Linked DNA regions of Homo sapiens: regions 1 and 3 are each linked to region 2. Evidence: chromatin contacts called from ENCODE Hi-C or POLR2A ChIA-PET data. All regions are on one chromosome and are shown on one strand. The core of a region is the stretch at or near the end of the contact, and the rest is flanking DNA. Distances in the headings are between cores, read along the strand shown. Region 1 overlaps FAM149A (family with sequence similarity 149 member A). Region 2 holds the start of FRG1 (FSHD region gene 1). Region 3 holds the start of CCDC110 (coiled-coil domain containing 110).

Region 1 (4,607 bases), core at 1,973-4,472, 3.8 Mb after region 2:
AAACAGGATAATAATGGTTACCTTGCAGGGCTGATGAATGGCTTAGAGATCATATATGACAGACTCAGGTGTCTAAGGCAACACTGGGCACAAAGAAGCCCTCCATACATATTAACTAATACACAGTTAAACACAAACATAACAAGAATACAAATATATAAATATGCACACTTGGCTTATGTACCTGACAATCTTTTCCCACCTTCCCTCCATTTCTATCAATGATGTAAGACAGCAGTGACAAGAATAAGTGTGAGCTCCCGAATTTCTGGTGAGTGATCATCCCCAGAAAAGTGAGTATCCACAACTAGTATCTAGTGGACATATCATACTCTTTAGGGCAGGTGGCTTATTAAGGGTTGAAAAGAAAAAAAAAAACAACCCTAGTTGGTCAAGATTTCTGTAAAAGTTACCTAGTGAATGTAACCAGGAAATCCAGCCACATTTACATGAGTGTTCTGATTCATTCTCCCCAGACAGAATCCACAGGAACTCAGGTAACTTTGATAAACTGTCCCCCAGTACGTTGGCTGAGTGACTGAAAGATAAGCTTGCCTTTGGCCGGGCGCGGTGGCTCATGCCTGTAATCCCAGCACTTTGGGAGGCTGAGGCGGGCGGATCACGAGTTCAGGAGATCAAGACCATCCTGGCTAACACGGTGAAACCCCGTCTCTACTAAAAATAAAAAAAATTAGCCGGGCGTGGTGGCAGGTGCCTGTAGTCCCAGCTACTCGGGAGGCTGAGGCAGGAGGATGGCGTGAACCAAGGAGGCTGAGATTGCAGTGAGCTGAGATCGCGCCACTGCACTCCAGCCTGGGCGACAGAGCAAGACTCCATCTCAAAAAAAAAAAAAAAAAAAAAAAGCAAAAAGAAAAGAAAAGCTTGCCTTCATACCCAATCCATATTCTCCATCTTTGATATGAAAAGTAACACATGCTCCTCCCTACATAAGGAATGGGTGAGATGGGAAGACCCATCTATCCAGCCGTTCAGCAAATCATCTCTGCCCACCCTCGCTGTGTTCTGTGATGAAGACAGACATGTGCTGCTCACACACAGTGAATGTGAAGGTAAGAGGTGGCCTCCACCATTCTTGCATTCGTATATGTGTCATGCCCTTCTCAGGATGGCCTGAATTTGCTTCTCACAAATTAAAAGGCGCTTGAGTACTGGAATGTCTCAGTATTTCCTCAGACGCCGTAAGAGGAAAGTGATCTCTCAGTGAAGGACTGCGCTCTGCATCCATATTCTGACTGGGCAGGCACTTTCACACCAAATGTACTGAATGTATCGAGGCAGGTCAGGGGTGGGTGCTTGGAAAACCCACCCCAGAGAACTTCCACCACCAAGGTCCCACCTCAAATGGAGGGATCTTCTTGTCCACTCCCCGCATTCGGCCAGCAGACTCTGGGTCTGAGGGTTCACTTTCCCTTCAAATAACATTTCCTCCACCTCCCAGAGTAACCGCTGCACTGACTGTGAACTGGCTTCGTCAAATTCCTAAACAGAAATGCACACTTGGTTACAACACTGCAAGTTACAGAACTGCGGGCTTCTGGATCAACGCTACTTATACATTTACTGTCACCCACTATGTAGGAGGGTGCATCACTTGGTAAAAAGATGGTGGCTTTGCAGTCAGACACACCTGTGCTCTAGCTGTTACCTTTCTGAGAAATGCCATCTCATTCTGAGCCTCGGATTCTTTTACTGTTAAATAGAGAAAACTTCTGCCACGGAAGTTATGAGACTCAAGAATTTGCATAGATAGAGGTATAGATGGACGTGTTCATACTGCCACAGACATCAGCGTAGACACACAGACACGTCCACATCTGTATGTCTGCAAACACAGGCAGCTCCTCACAGAGCTGTGCCTGACACACCTAAGCACACCTGCAAAATACAAGATTTTTTTTTCTTCTGGTGATACCACAGAAAAGAAAATTACTTTTGTAGAAAAGGCCATTAATCTCCTTAAATCAATGAACTGGAAAAAAAAATCCTTAGTTATCCTAAGAAGTGTGGTTATTAGGGTGAGGCCTGAGTATTAATGGAAGTTATACGAATTTCCCTGGTAATTCCATTAAACGTTGTACTAAAAGAATCCTAGAATTTGGACAGAGTAAAGCAGTGGTGCTCAGCCTTCTACCAAGGAAGGCGGGCTTGAGGGATGGTGGTGAGTGGGCGTAAGGGAGAGGAAGGAGGCAGCTGCCCCTAAGTAAGGGAGCTGCGTGCGTGAAAGGTCCTCCTAGCAGTGCTGAGCTGAGTCCCTTTCAGACCCCCTCGGTGCACCTGCCCTGCCGGCTCCCCTGAGAATCACAGCTGCACAGCTGCGGACAGAAGCGGATTCCCATGTGCAGTGGGAGTGGGGAACCACTTTTAAAGAAAGCAAAGAGGCTGGGCGCAGTGGCTCATGCCATGGGAGGCCCAGGCAGGCGGATCACAACGTCAGGAGTTCGAAACCAGCCTGGCCAACATGGTGAAACACCGTCTCTACTAAAAATACAAAAATTAACTGGGCATGGCGGTGCACACTTGTAATCCCAGCTACTCGGGAGGCTGAGACAGGAGTATTGCTTGAACCTGGTAGGCGGAGGTTGCAGTGAGCCGACATGGCACCACTGCACCTCAGCTTGAGTGACAGAGCAAGACTCTGTCTTAAAAAAAAAAAAGAGAGAAAAGGCCGGACGCGGTGGCTCACGCCTGTAATCCCAGCACTTTGGGAGGCCGAGACGGGCGGATCACGAGGTCAGGAGATCGAGACCATCCTGGCTAACACGGTGAAACCCCGTCTCTATTAAAAATACAAAAAATTAGCCGGGCGTGGTGGTGGGCGCCTGTGGTCCCAGCTACTCGGGAGGCTGAGGCAGGAGAATGGCGTGAACCCGGGAGGCGGAGCTTGCAGTGAGCCGAGATCGCGCCCCTGCACTCCAGCCTGGGCGACAGAGCGAGACTCCGTCTCAAAAAAAAAAAAAAAAAAAAAAAAGAGACAGAGAGAGAGAGAAAGCAAGCAAGCAAAAAACAACAACAACAACAACAAAACACCCAGCATAAACGAGGTAAAACAGAACACCCAAGGTGCTGCAGCCAGGTGGGCCTTAAAAAGGAGGGCTGTGTCCTGGGATCCACGGAGACCCTTGGAGGGAGGGGGAGGGAGGAGACTGGAGCCAGTGAGCTCCTGAGCAAGCTGGAGCAGTGGAGGCAGAGCTCGCCCAGCCAGAATCCCAGGCTCACACAGACAAAAGCAGTTCAGAGGCAACAGCGCCCCCAGCGGTAGGGGGTGAAGGTGAAATATCCGACTGGGAATACTGGCGGGGAGTTCTCTAATCACAGTGGCTGCCACAGCTTTTACTTTTCCAGCATTTCTTTCTTATTCAAGTCCTGAATTTCCGGCCATGGATACCATCCAAGAAGTCACAAGGAGCACACACCCGGAGAGCCGGCTGCAGGGTGGAAACAAGAAAACTGCGGGCAGCTAAGACGGGGCCAGAAGGTCACGAGGGAGTTCTGTTTTCCTCCACGGTTCGTGATCTATTATTTTCACATGTAACATGTACATGCTTTTACATGTATGTACATGTATGTATGCAATAGGTCATGCTTTTATAATTGGTAAAAATAATTTTGAATATAAGGAAGCAACTCTTCACTATAAACTGTAATTACAAGATTATCCAAAATATTCTGAGACATACGTCATCTCTCCAGGAATAAACGGAGCCCCTCTCCGTGGATGAGCCGGTGGTAGAGCTCTGTGTGGCCGACCCAGACCAAGAGGTGTGGGCTCCCGTGGGTGTATGGCTTCCGCTGGAGGAAAAGGATGACAAGGATTTGCTGCAGGAATGAACATGAGCAAAGAAATCACATTTGCTGGAAGGGCTTGGATGGCTAAGTGGCTTCACTTTTCTGAGCCTGCTTCCTCTTTCTTTCATTAAATATATTTATTAATTTCACAGTATACTAATTTTGAAATATTTTTACAGTGTGATGTTTACACTAGGTTAAAAATAAAACTGCATCTTACTTTTAGAAATTCATGGCCAGTCACTAACTTCCTTCCCACATTTGTTACGGGCATTTTGTGATTTTGTAATCTGAAGCAAGGTGAATTCTTACCAGGTATATTTATCAATGGCTTTCTGCACATTTCTTGTAAAATGCGTAGGTAAAGAATCTTTGCTCCTCACAGTAAAACCGTGCCTTCTACGTCCTTCTGACAGTCCTCTTCTGGAAATAAAATAAAACATGACGAGTCTCCCTAATGTAATAATATAGTTTTATTCATTAAGACTTTTAAAATTTCTCTTTTATACAAAGTTGCTCCTCTCGTTCTGCCACATCCCTCCAAACCCACCTGTGCATGAGCGCACACACACACACACACACACACACACACACACCCCATCCTGATGAAACTGAGACTTAGGATGTCATCATTTTTCTTTTTCTTAAAATCAAGGTTGCCATTAACCTATATGTACCTTTATGTGAACTGAAGACAACATCAACTTTTTGTGACTCAGCCAGAGAAGGAAAAGTTGCCCCAAACAGTTCACAGTATTTCAGGGATTTCAGGTCCCAGTTGTCCCTTGACCAGGGACAAG
Region 2 (4,626 bases), core at 641-3,140:
AAAGTTAAAGTTACCACATGACCCAGCAATTTTACTCCTAAGTATGTATACCCAAGGGAAATGAAAACATACACCCACAAAAATACTTACATAAGAATATTCACACTAGCATTAGTCACAATAGCCAAAAAGGGGAAACAACCCAAATGTTCATCAGTTGATGAATGGATGAACAAAATGATACATCCATACAATGGAATACTATGCAGCCATAAAAAGGAACAGGCGCTACAACAATGATGAACCTCAATAATGTTATAAGTGAAAGGAGCCAGATACAAAAGGCCACATGTTGCATGATTTCTTAGGAAATATTCAGAATAGGCGATTTCACATAGAGAGCGGATTAGTGGTTGCCAAGGACTAGGAGAGGGGGAGGATGGGATGTGACTGCTTTAATGGGTAGGGGGAGATTTCCTTCTGAGATGATGAAAATGCTGAGCAACTAGACAGTGGTGAACCTCTTGAATATATACTAAAAACCCCTGACTGTACAAAAGGGTGAATTTTATAATTATGAATTATATCTCAATAAAAAAATAAAAAACCAAGAGTGATTTGAAAAAAAGTTAATGTGCAAAGTGCCTACAACAATTTCTTGGCACATTGACAGTGCTATATGAGCATTAATTATGATTATTACGATGATCTTAAGACACCCGTGTCTGCATTTTCATTATAAAGTTTTCAGAAGATAACTCTCCTCTCCTCCCAGGAAATTCACAGAGTAAAAATCTCACATTCATTCAGGATAAACCTGCCATTTATTCTGGCATCTTCATGAGGCCAGACTCCTCGAGAGGGTTCTCAAGGCCAGTGGCTTCAACTCACTCCTTGATACTTTCTATCTCGCCTAAAAATATCAAAACCTCTGTTTATCACGGAGACCAGGAGGAAATACTCGACATTTGTATGTACCTCGGGCAAATCTGCCAGTTAAAAAAGAAGCGGGGATATGAGTGCACAGGTATTTTTTCCTAAAAAGCTAATAAATTACCATTACGACCTCCTCCTCACATTTGGCTCAATTTATTTTCTGCATATATGTTCTCTCATTTAATCCTCACAGTCTTCTAAAAGTATAAAAAACGTCTGAAAGTATAAATGTGTAAACGGAGGTTCAGATATTTGATCTCTTAATGAGTAAATGGAAGTTCAGACATATTAACCAATTTGCCACAAATTACAAAACTAGTAAATGACAAGAGTGCAGGTTCGAGCCCATATCCCTAAAGCCCATATACACCTCAACCACTGTGTGATTCATCCTGGTTTCACTGTACATATTAGATTAGAAAAAATTAATAAGTTTTCTAGAAAGAAAAGAGACAATGGAGAAAATAATAATCCCTAATAAAGGAAATTATCATGAACTACGAGATCAGACTAATGCAGACCCCCCAGGCAGAGGCCTGGAGAGATGCCTCAGGGGACCCAAACTCGTGGGTACGGGGTCACGGGTCACCTGCCCGTCTATCCTGTTTCCAGGGTCGTCCGCGCGGGAGGCTGCCCCTCTCTGCACAGACGCCGGGAACCGCGGCCCGGCCTCCGTCCAGCCCGGACAGGGGCCAGGGCGAAGCCTGGGAGGCCACAAAGCCGGCTCTCCGCGCCACGGCTTCCACCGGAGTTGCGGGGGTGGAGTGCGTCCGAAAAGAACGGAGGAGGCTCCCGCCCAAGCTGCAGGACCCACCTCTTCGTCTTGGTTCCCTTGAGCACGAGCTTGGTAGACTTCACGTAGGAGTACTCGGCCATGGCTCCGGGAAACTTCTGCGCGGAGAGGCTGAGGCCGGTTCTGGACGAGTATGTGAGTCGGGGCAGCACAGGGGCGCGGAGAAACAGAAGCGGACGCGAAATAAACACTCCCTGACAGCCTACGTCTCTGTAGAACCCGCCTCCGTCTTCACCCAAACGCTGAATGGCTCAGAGTTCCACTTCCGGGTTTCTGCCGGGGAGCTACGGCGGCCGCAGAGGGCCAAAAGGCATCCGCGCGCAGCTGCTCCCTGGCGCCCTCTCAAGGAGCCCCTGAGGATTCGCGCCTCCCGGAAGGGAGAAAAGCCCGCCCGAGGCGCGGTGCTGACGGTGGCTGGGCTGCCGGGTGCGCTGTGGAACCGCCTCCTGCTAGAGCAGCGGGCTGGCGACGGTCCTCGCCGGGGCGGGAAGCGGCTCAGGCTGCCCTCGCTGGCCTGCGGCGGCGCGGCTGGAAGCGCGGGCCACTCGTGCGTGGGTCACTCAGGACTGCGCCTCGCGCGACTGTGTGTGCAGGAAACAAGCAGGAAATACCCTAAAAGAGAATGAAGCGCCATGTTGAGGGTCGCGGACGTCGCGAGTGCTGTGGGAATGTGGGCTGAGGTGGAGAGTTATGGTAGCCCGTGTTACAGGCTCAGGGGTCTGAAAGAAGCCTAATCGTGGAGGCGGCATCTGAGGAGGGTCTTGAAGGCTGGGCAGGCATTTGCCCGACAGAGATGGAGGAAGCTAGTCCTGTCTGATGGAGGAAACAGGGCGGAGGCGTGGAGGGAGCCGTGCAGCGCTGGTGTGAGGAGCAGCGAGCAGGCCAGGCCTGTAAAGCAGAGTGAGGGAACCAGGATAGAGAAGGCAAGTCGGGGTCCTGTGGTCGCTGAAGAATTTGAATGAAATCAGTAAACAGGTGAGAGGGATCCATCGCAAGAGCATGGGATGAAAGGAGGAGTAGTCCACGGTGATTCCTCTGCAGCGGTGGGTGTTATTAATCGCGTATGTGACACCAAAACCACCCCACTCAAGCTGTGGCTCTTTCCCTAAAGTAGAAAACCGAGACCAGTTGGGTTCCAAGCATCCACGAAGATCTTATTAAATTCGTGATCCCTGGTGGCACCATGGAGTCAGGATTGGCTCATCTCAAACCTGACTCAGAAACAAAACCGTCACAATGTGCAGAGATGAGCGTCCTTACCGCTATCAACGTATTTTCTGGTGTTTTCACAGTGCTGCGCTTCCTAATCCCCATTCCATGGCAATCCACATGCCATGATGCCCGGAGTCATTAACAAAGGAGACACACAGGGGCTCCTCACGTTGGCTTTCCAGGGTTTTGATGAAAATCTGTTTCCTCGTCTCATACAATGTGGTTAGTAATAGTATCATTTAGGGTTGAAGAATTAAATGGTACGAGTTATATAGGGTGCTTATTATAACCTACATGGAAAATGCCTAGGATATGTTAGCTATGCTCATCACCAACATCGTTATATGATGGTAATAATCAGATAGTCAGGAAGCCTGACACCAAGAAAATGGATACATGCTCTGAAGGAATGAATGTGGAGAGATCAGAAGGTCAAGAACAAAGTCGTACAATATGTCTACAGTAAAGGGATAGAGAAAAGAAAGGCTATAAAAGAAGGAATGAAACAGAGTTAAATTATAGAAATCAAAGCTAAGGAGAATTTCCAGAAAGGGTAGTATCATTTAATATCATAGAAGTTTAGGAGCCCAAGATGGAAAAAAGGCCTCTGGGTAACTGACATTGAGGCAGTCTTTGGGGAAGCTCCATTTCCGATAGAGAAGTAGACTGAAAGTCAGCTTGAAGCAGGGACTAGGTGAAGAAGCTGTTGGCTGGTCGCATGGGGAAATAAATAAGGGATGGCATATGCCGTATTTCTGGATTTCTTTCTTTCTTGCCCAGCCTCTATATATGCACAGAGTTTGGCGAAAACTTACAAAAAATAAAAATGAAACCAATTTCGTTTGTAGACCCAAATACAATGCTTTCTGTTAGAATCAAGATAAATTCATGCCTCTCCCTTCTATTCAAACCGTCAGTTTTGAAATTAAACATCAGCTTTTCTTCTTCATTAAAATCATTTTCAGCTCTTCCCATTGATGGTTTGGGGGAGTTGCATAAGCAGTCAGGTCTTGATGAGTAGAGGAGGAGGGAACAAACACTTTCAGCAAAGGCAGAATTCTGAAATTCTGCTCATATTTTTTTCCAGTAACTTTCCTATGTTTGTGAGGTTATTCAGTCATAAAGATCCTAGTGAAATGTTTTTCAAGCTTTACTAATCATAATCACTGTGGACATTTGTTTAAAATGTGTATTCCCAGGCCTCTCACCTGGTGATTCTGATTCAGGAGATCATGGATGGGACTCAGCATACATGTGTTTGACAAGTATCACAAGTGGTTCTTATGGTCAGGCAAATTTGGGAAACTAACCAGGAATTTATGTTTTTATGACTGGCAGCTAGAAAAGATTCCTAGAGTCTTTGCTTTTTGAAAATAAAATATTTCTTTTTTAAAAGGAAAATTGTATGACTAGATACAGCATTTATACATGTGATAAATGTACTATACTGTGTGCTTTTGTCATATTTACAGTTAAAGATGTGTAAGAACACTCTGAGAAAAATTGTATATTAAATGAAAAGAGGGGTAAGTCAGGGTGGGGGAGAAATGAGAAGGGTGTGCTTATTGTTGCTAAAAGTTAGAAAAGCCAGAATGATAGCATCTAAGGTTGCAAATAGCACACTGTAAGTTGAGGGAGCTTCACAATCATGTCTGAAGCCTTCTTTGATATGCTGAGTTGTAAACAGTGGCTTTGGACAAGATTTGAGGGAGAAACCAACTATGCTTTAAAGTGTTCATTTAAAA
Region 3 (4,536 bases), core at 1,630-4,129, 4.5 Mb after region 2:
AATCATAGGCATCTTTATTATTGAAAACAGTTTTTAAAATATTATAACTGTTGGCTCCAAAGACAGCCTTTTTACATATTAATTGCAATAATTTTCTGACAAAATTTTTGTTTTAACTGAGAATATATATGTGATGTGCTTTACAAAAGAGAAATGAGTGTGATAATCAAAAGGCCTTATAGGACATCTAAAATAAAGTGTCCTTCTAACTAAAGAGCTGCTTTTCTGACTGATGAATGGATTAGGAAGTAGCTTAAAATGGAAGTAACTCTCTATTGAGATTAGTGCACTGGCTAAATCTGAGTTTGATGTTGTAGCATCTATCACCTGCTTTTTATATTCTACACTAAATGGTATGACTGAGTGCTCCCACAAAAATCCACAAGTAATTTCTATGTAATAACCGATATTAATTTGTCATCATAGTCCACAAATATTACATAGACAAATTAGAGTTATTACACATTATTACATAAATTATCAAATGATTAGATATTAATAATTAGCATTACATAAAATACAATATAGTAATTAATTGTGGAAACTTCAGTAGTATAAAAACAGACTTGCTAAAATGTAGTGGCTTTTTGTCATTCACCCTTTGAAGGAATGCAATTTATTTACAGTAGTAATTTCACAAACATATTGCTGAAAACTTGTGTAGCTCTCAGGAAAAAAATTAACTTTATCAATGAAGCAGCCTCATTGTGTGGGCTGACACCAAGGTTTGCTGTCTCACAGGGAGATCAAGGATGCAGACACACAAAGAGTGAGGTTAAGAGCCGAAATGTAATAGGCGACAAGAAAGGGAATAAGCTCTCCGCTACAGAAAGGGGTCCCCGGGTTGCCAATTCGCTGTGAAATATTTTTTATAGAATTTTATAGATGAGCTAATGGGGAGGCAGTCTGATCTACATAGGGCGTGAAAAACCAGTTAGGACCAGGTGTGCCATCTGCATAGGGCATGAATCTCTGGCAGCCCCCACCCCAATCTTTTACTACGCAGGTGGGTTCTCTGACTGAGCTTTTCCATATCGCCCATCTCTTTCTTACTGTACACGTGCTAACAAAAAAGGGGAGATGGAGATTCCATGGTGGACATGCCTGGCCCCCAGGTAGCCCTTTTCTATCAGCGCAGCTGCTGGCATCCACCCGCACGCTGCCCCCCAACCCCCTGCGCCCTGGTGTGCACGCTTCCAGCTTCCTGATCTATCTTTGCAAGGTTTGCAGGCTTTCAGGCTGCTCTTTGTTAGAAAAAAAAATGATTTCTTGAGCTGTTTTTTGTTAGAAGTTCTGCTGAAGACTCTTTTGCCCTATCTGCCTAAATAATTTCTATCTCCTGAATCATCAATATCAATCAGCAATGCAGACCATAAATTCTCAAAATTATAATTTATTAAAATTGTCTACAATGCCACAAGAAAGTCAAATCTTCTAGAGCCCATTTTTTTCTTTCTTTCTTTCTTTTTTTTTTTTTTTTTTTTGAGACAGAGTGTCGCTCTGTGGCCCAGGCTGGAGTGCAGTTGCACTATGTCGACTCACTGCAGCCTCTGCCTCCTGGGTTCAAGTGATTCTCCTGCCTCAGCCTCCCGAGTAGCTGGGATTACGAATGTACTCCACCATACCTGGCTAATTTTGGTATTTTTAGTAGAGACAAGGTTTCACCATGTTGGTCAGGCTGGTCTCGGACTCCTGACCTCAGGTGATCCACCCGCCTCGGCCTCCCAAAGTGCTGGGATTACAGGTGTGAGCCATCATGCCGGACCTAGAGCCCATTTCTTTTCTTTTTTTTTTTTTTGTTTGTTTTTTTTTGTTTTTTTGAGACGGAGTCTGGCTCTGTTGCCCAGGCTGGAGCACAGTGGCGCCATCTCGGCTCACTGCAACCTCCGCCTCCTGGGTTCAAGCGATTCTCCTGCCTCAGCCTCCTGAGTAGCTGAGATTACAGGCGCGTGCACTAGAGCCCATTTCTATAAGAAACAAATTAGAGGAAGTAAGCACTGAAACTATCATAAGAAGTTTCATTTCAATGAAAGCAAGCCATCATGTATTACTTATTATATATTATATGTTATTATATAGCAAATTATGATATCCTGGTGATTGTGATTTTGAATTTTAATTTTCTATGTGTGATGGTTTACTACAAAATAAATAATATATACTCGTTTAAAACTTTAAAGAGCACCATTTTCTGATGGGCAGGAGGATTAGCTGGGGGCACGCACCCAGTCCTTGGTTAAAGGAGGTCAGGTTTCCCGTGAACGCAACATCAATCCTGCACGTGATACACCAGGTGCGTAAAAATTAACATGCTTAGACAAAGGAAGCCCACCGTCGCTTCCCACAGCTTTCATGAGCATATTTTAATACATGTTTAGGTTAATTCATTATTGAAAAATAGGAGTCTTCTTTTCATTGCAGCAAACAAAAGTCCTTTCACAATATTGGTCATGGGCCGTTCAAATCCCCAAATGCTGAAACTCCTCTGAGGGATGCGCTGAAATGAGAGGACTAAGAATTAAAAAAAAAAAACAACAGCGATGAAGTGGAGATGTGGAAAGGCAAAGGGAAAGCTCTCAGGCGTGTGTCCGTCCCCGGGCGGTCCCTTTCTCCGCACCGCTTTGGTCCGGCGGGTACCGCAGCGAGTCCGAGTGTGAGCAAGCCCGTCCCGGACAGCCGCGCGCGTGTGCGGGGAGGCGCCCAGGTGGGCTGTCCCAGGCCAGGTTCCCAGGGAAGCTCTCGGGGAAGCGTCCGGAGTGAGGAGGGACCCACCGGGACCCCACCAGGGACCCCAGCCGAGCGCGCGCCGCCGAGGGTGGGGGTGGGGCCGGCGCCCCGGCCACCCGGTTACCTGGCGACAGGATGCCCTGCGCGGGGCGGCGGAGCGGGTGCGTGCGGCGGCGGTTGCGAGAGAGATGAGCCGCGGCGATGAGCCCGGGTAAGAGTTGGACGGGGCGGGGCTCCTAGGGGAGCCGCGGGAACGGAGGGCAGCAGAAGGGCATTCAGCAGGCGGCTCCCCGCTCGAAAACCCGGGACATCCCGGGTCCGCCCTTCTGCACTCGCCGCACATCTCCCGCTCGGCCCTAGGGCTGAGCACCCGCTGCGGCCCCCTGCGTCCGCTGTGGCTTACAGGCTGGCTACGTGGTCTGCCGCCGCCGCCCGCCCAGCGCGCCCTCGGGTGGCCGCTTGCGGAAAGCGCCGCGCCCCGCCCCAGGCCCGGCCTGATGCCGTCCCTCCGCCCCATCCCTCCGCCCCGCCCCAGCCTTCAGCCTTGACCCCGCCCCATTCCTCTGCCCCCACAGGTCCCGCCCAGTCTCTCCGCCCCATCCCATCCCTGCGCCCCGCCCCAGCCTTCAAACCCGCCCCCTCCTAATTCCCTCCGCCCCGCCCTCCCCGCCCTCCCCGCCCCCCCGCCCCAGCCTTCAGCCCCGCCCCCTCCTAATTCCCTCCGCCCCGCCCCAGCCGTTAGCCCTGCCCCGCCCCATCCCTCTGCCCCGCCCCCACCTTCAGCCCCGCCACGCCACGACCCGCGACAGAACAGCCCCGGACGGTTCTGTTACAGAAAAGCAGCACCGGGAAGAGGATGAAGTTGACTCCGTTCTCCTTTCAGCGTCCAAGATCCTAAATTCTTCGGAGGGGGTGAAGGAAAGTGGCTGCAGTGACACAGGTAAAATCGCCAGACCGTAAAAGGCTCCTTTAACTATACACAGGCGGCAGCATCTGGCCTGTGCCACCTGCTCACCTGGCGTGCTTCCCACGGCCGTGATGACACGGACAGCAGCCACCACGGCACTCGCGCTTTGTGCCAGTGCTGTTCTAAGCACGTAATGGATCAACTGTTTAATTCTCACAACACTTTTACGAGGTGGGTGCTACCACGATCCCCATTTTGCAGATAAGGAAACGGGCACAGAGAGGTTAACTCCCTAAGGTCACACAGGCAGCGAGGAATGGAGCGGGCATTCAGCAGGGCGGCTCCGGACTGCCTGTCTTCACCACCACGCTACGCTCCGTTGCTTCTCTGAATGCTAAGTAAGAATTGTTGAGTTTTTTGGACACACACTAAAACGATATGCAGTCAGCCCTCGGTATCTGGGAGTTCCGCATCCTTGGATTCAACCAACCACAGATGGAAAATATTCAGGGGGGAAAATTTTTAAAAATAACAGTACCACAATTTTTAAATGCAAATTTTGAACAGTATAACAGCCATTTACATAGCATTTACATTGTATAAGGTATTACAAGTAATCGAGAGATGATTTAAAGTATACAGCAGGATACACATAGAAGCTATGCAAATACTACCCCATTTTGTATTAGGGACTTGGGCATCTGCAGATTTTGCTATCCGCAGAGGCTCTGGAACCAATCCCCTGTGGATATCCAGGGAGGGGTGTATACCTTTTCTAAAGAAAACTACTTTTTATAGTAAATATTTACGGACTACAGGATATTATATGGGGAGGATGTTTGAAATAGCCACATAGCTAAAGCTTTCAAGCACCACATAAATTATGAATAAGATGGGGGTAC

The links. A loop is a pair of places that touch in the nucleus more often than their neighbours do. ChIA-PET counts read pairs that join two places held with the same protein, here RNA polymerase II (POLR2A). Pooled maps may share reads with other maps.
Region 1: a loop to region 2 is called in a map with no recorded cell type, with 4 times the contacts of the local background. The contact joins the enhancer-like site here to the promoter of FRG1 in region 2. A Hi-C loop is called at or near these places in 1 of 37 single-sample maps with no recorded cell type and 5 of 50 pooled maps. POLR2A ChIA-PET finds 5 or more read pairs at or near these places in 1 of 52 experiments (PC-9).
Region 3: a map of CD4-positive, alpha-beta T cell shows a loop between it and region 2 (30-fold over the local background). The contact joins the promoter of CCDC110 here to the promoter of FRG1 in region 2. A Hi-C loop is called at or near these places in 1 of 168 maps with a recorded cell type or tissue (CD4-positive, alpha-beta T cell), 2 of 37 single-sample maps with no recorded cell type and 10 of 50 pooled maps.

What each region holds. Positions count from the first base shown.
Region 1 is chr4:186,148,796-186,153,402 of GRCh38, reverse strand. FAM149A (family with sequence similarity 149 member A) reads right to left here. Exons shown (of 14, transcript NM_001395294.1): 2 at 4,120-4,230; 3 at 3,699-3,837; 4 at 1,358-1,500. Among named protein-coding and RNA genes, the nearest start is that of FLJ38576, 40 kb to the left of the region's middle. RefSeq lists a silencer at 3,270-3,465 and an enhancer at 3,484-4,607. Within about 2 kb of position 3,222, at least 9 of the 41 ENCODE cell types and tissues checked have a DNase peak (open chromatin) inside an H3K27ac peak, as active enhancers do.
Region 2 is chr4:189,938,136-189,942,761 of GRCh38, reverse strand. FRG1 (FSHD region gene 1) reads right to left here and starts at 1,890. Exons shown (of 9, transcript NM_004477.3): 1 at 1,691-1,890. The coding sequence starts at 1,752. It overlaps FRG1-DT (FRG1 divergent transcript), which reads left to right and starts at 2,029. Exons shown (of 4, transcript NR_149039.1): 1 at 2,029-3,103. RefSeq lists an enhancer at 1,085-1,584.
Region 3 is chr4:185,470,076-185,474,611 of GRCh38, reverse strand. CCDC110 (coiled-coil domain containing 110) reads left to right here and starts at 2,879. Exons shown (of 7, transcript NM_152775.4): 1 at 2,879-2,938; 2 at 3,563-3,667. The coding sequence starts at 2,929. It overlaps LOC105377590 (a long non-coding RNA gene), which reads right to left and starts at 3,181. Exons shown (of 2, transcript NR_133944.1): 1 at 2,852-3,181; 2 at 2,349-2,497. RefSeq lists a silencer at 2,665-3,294.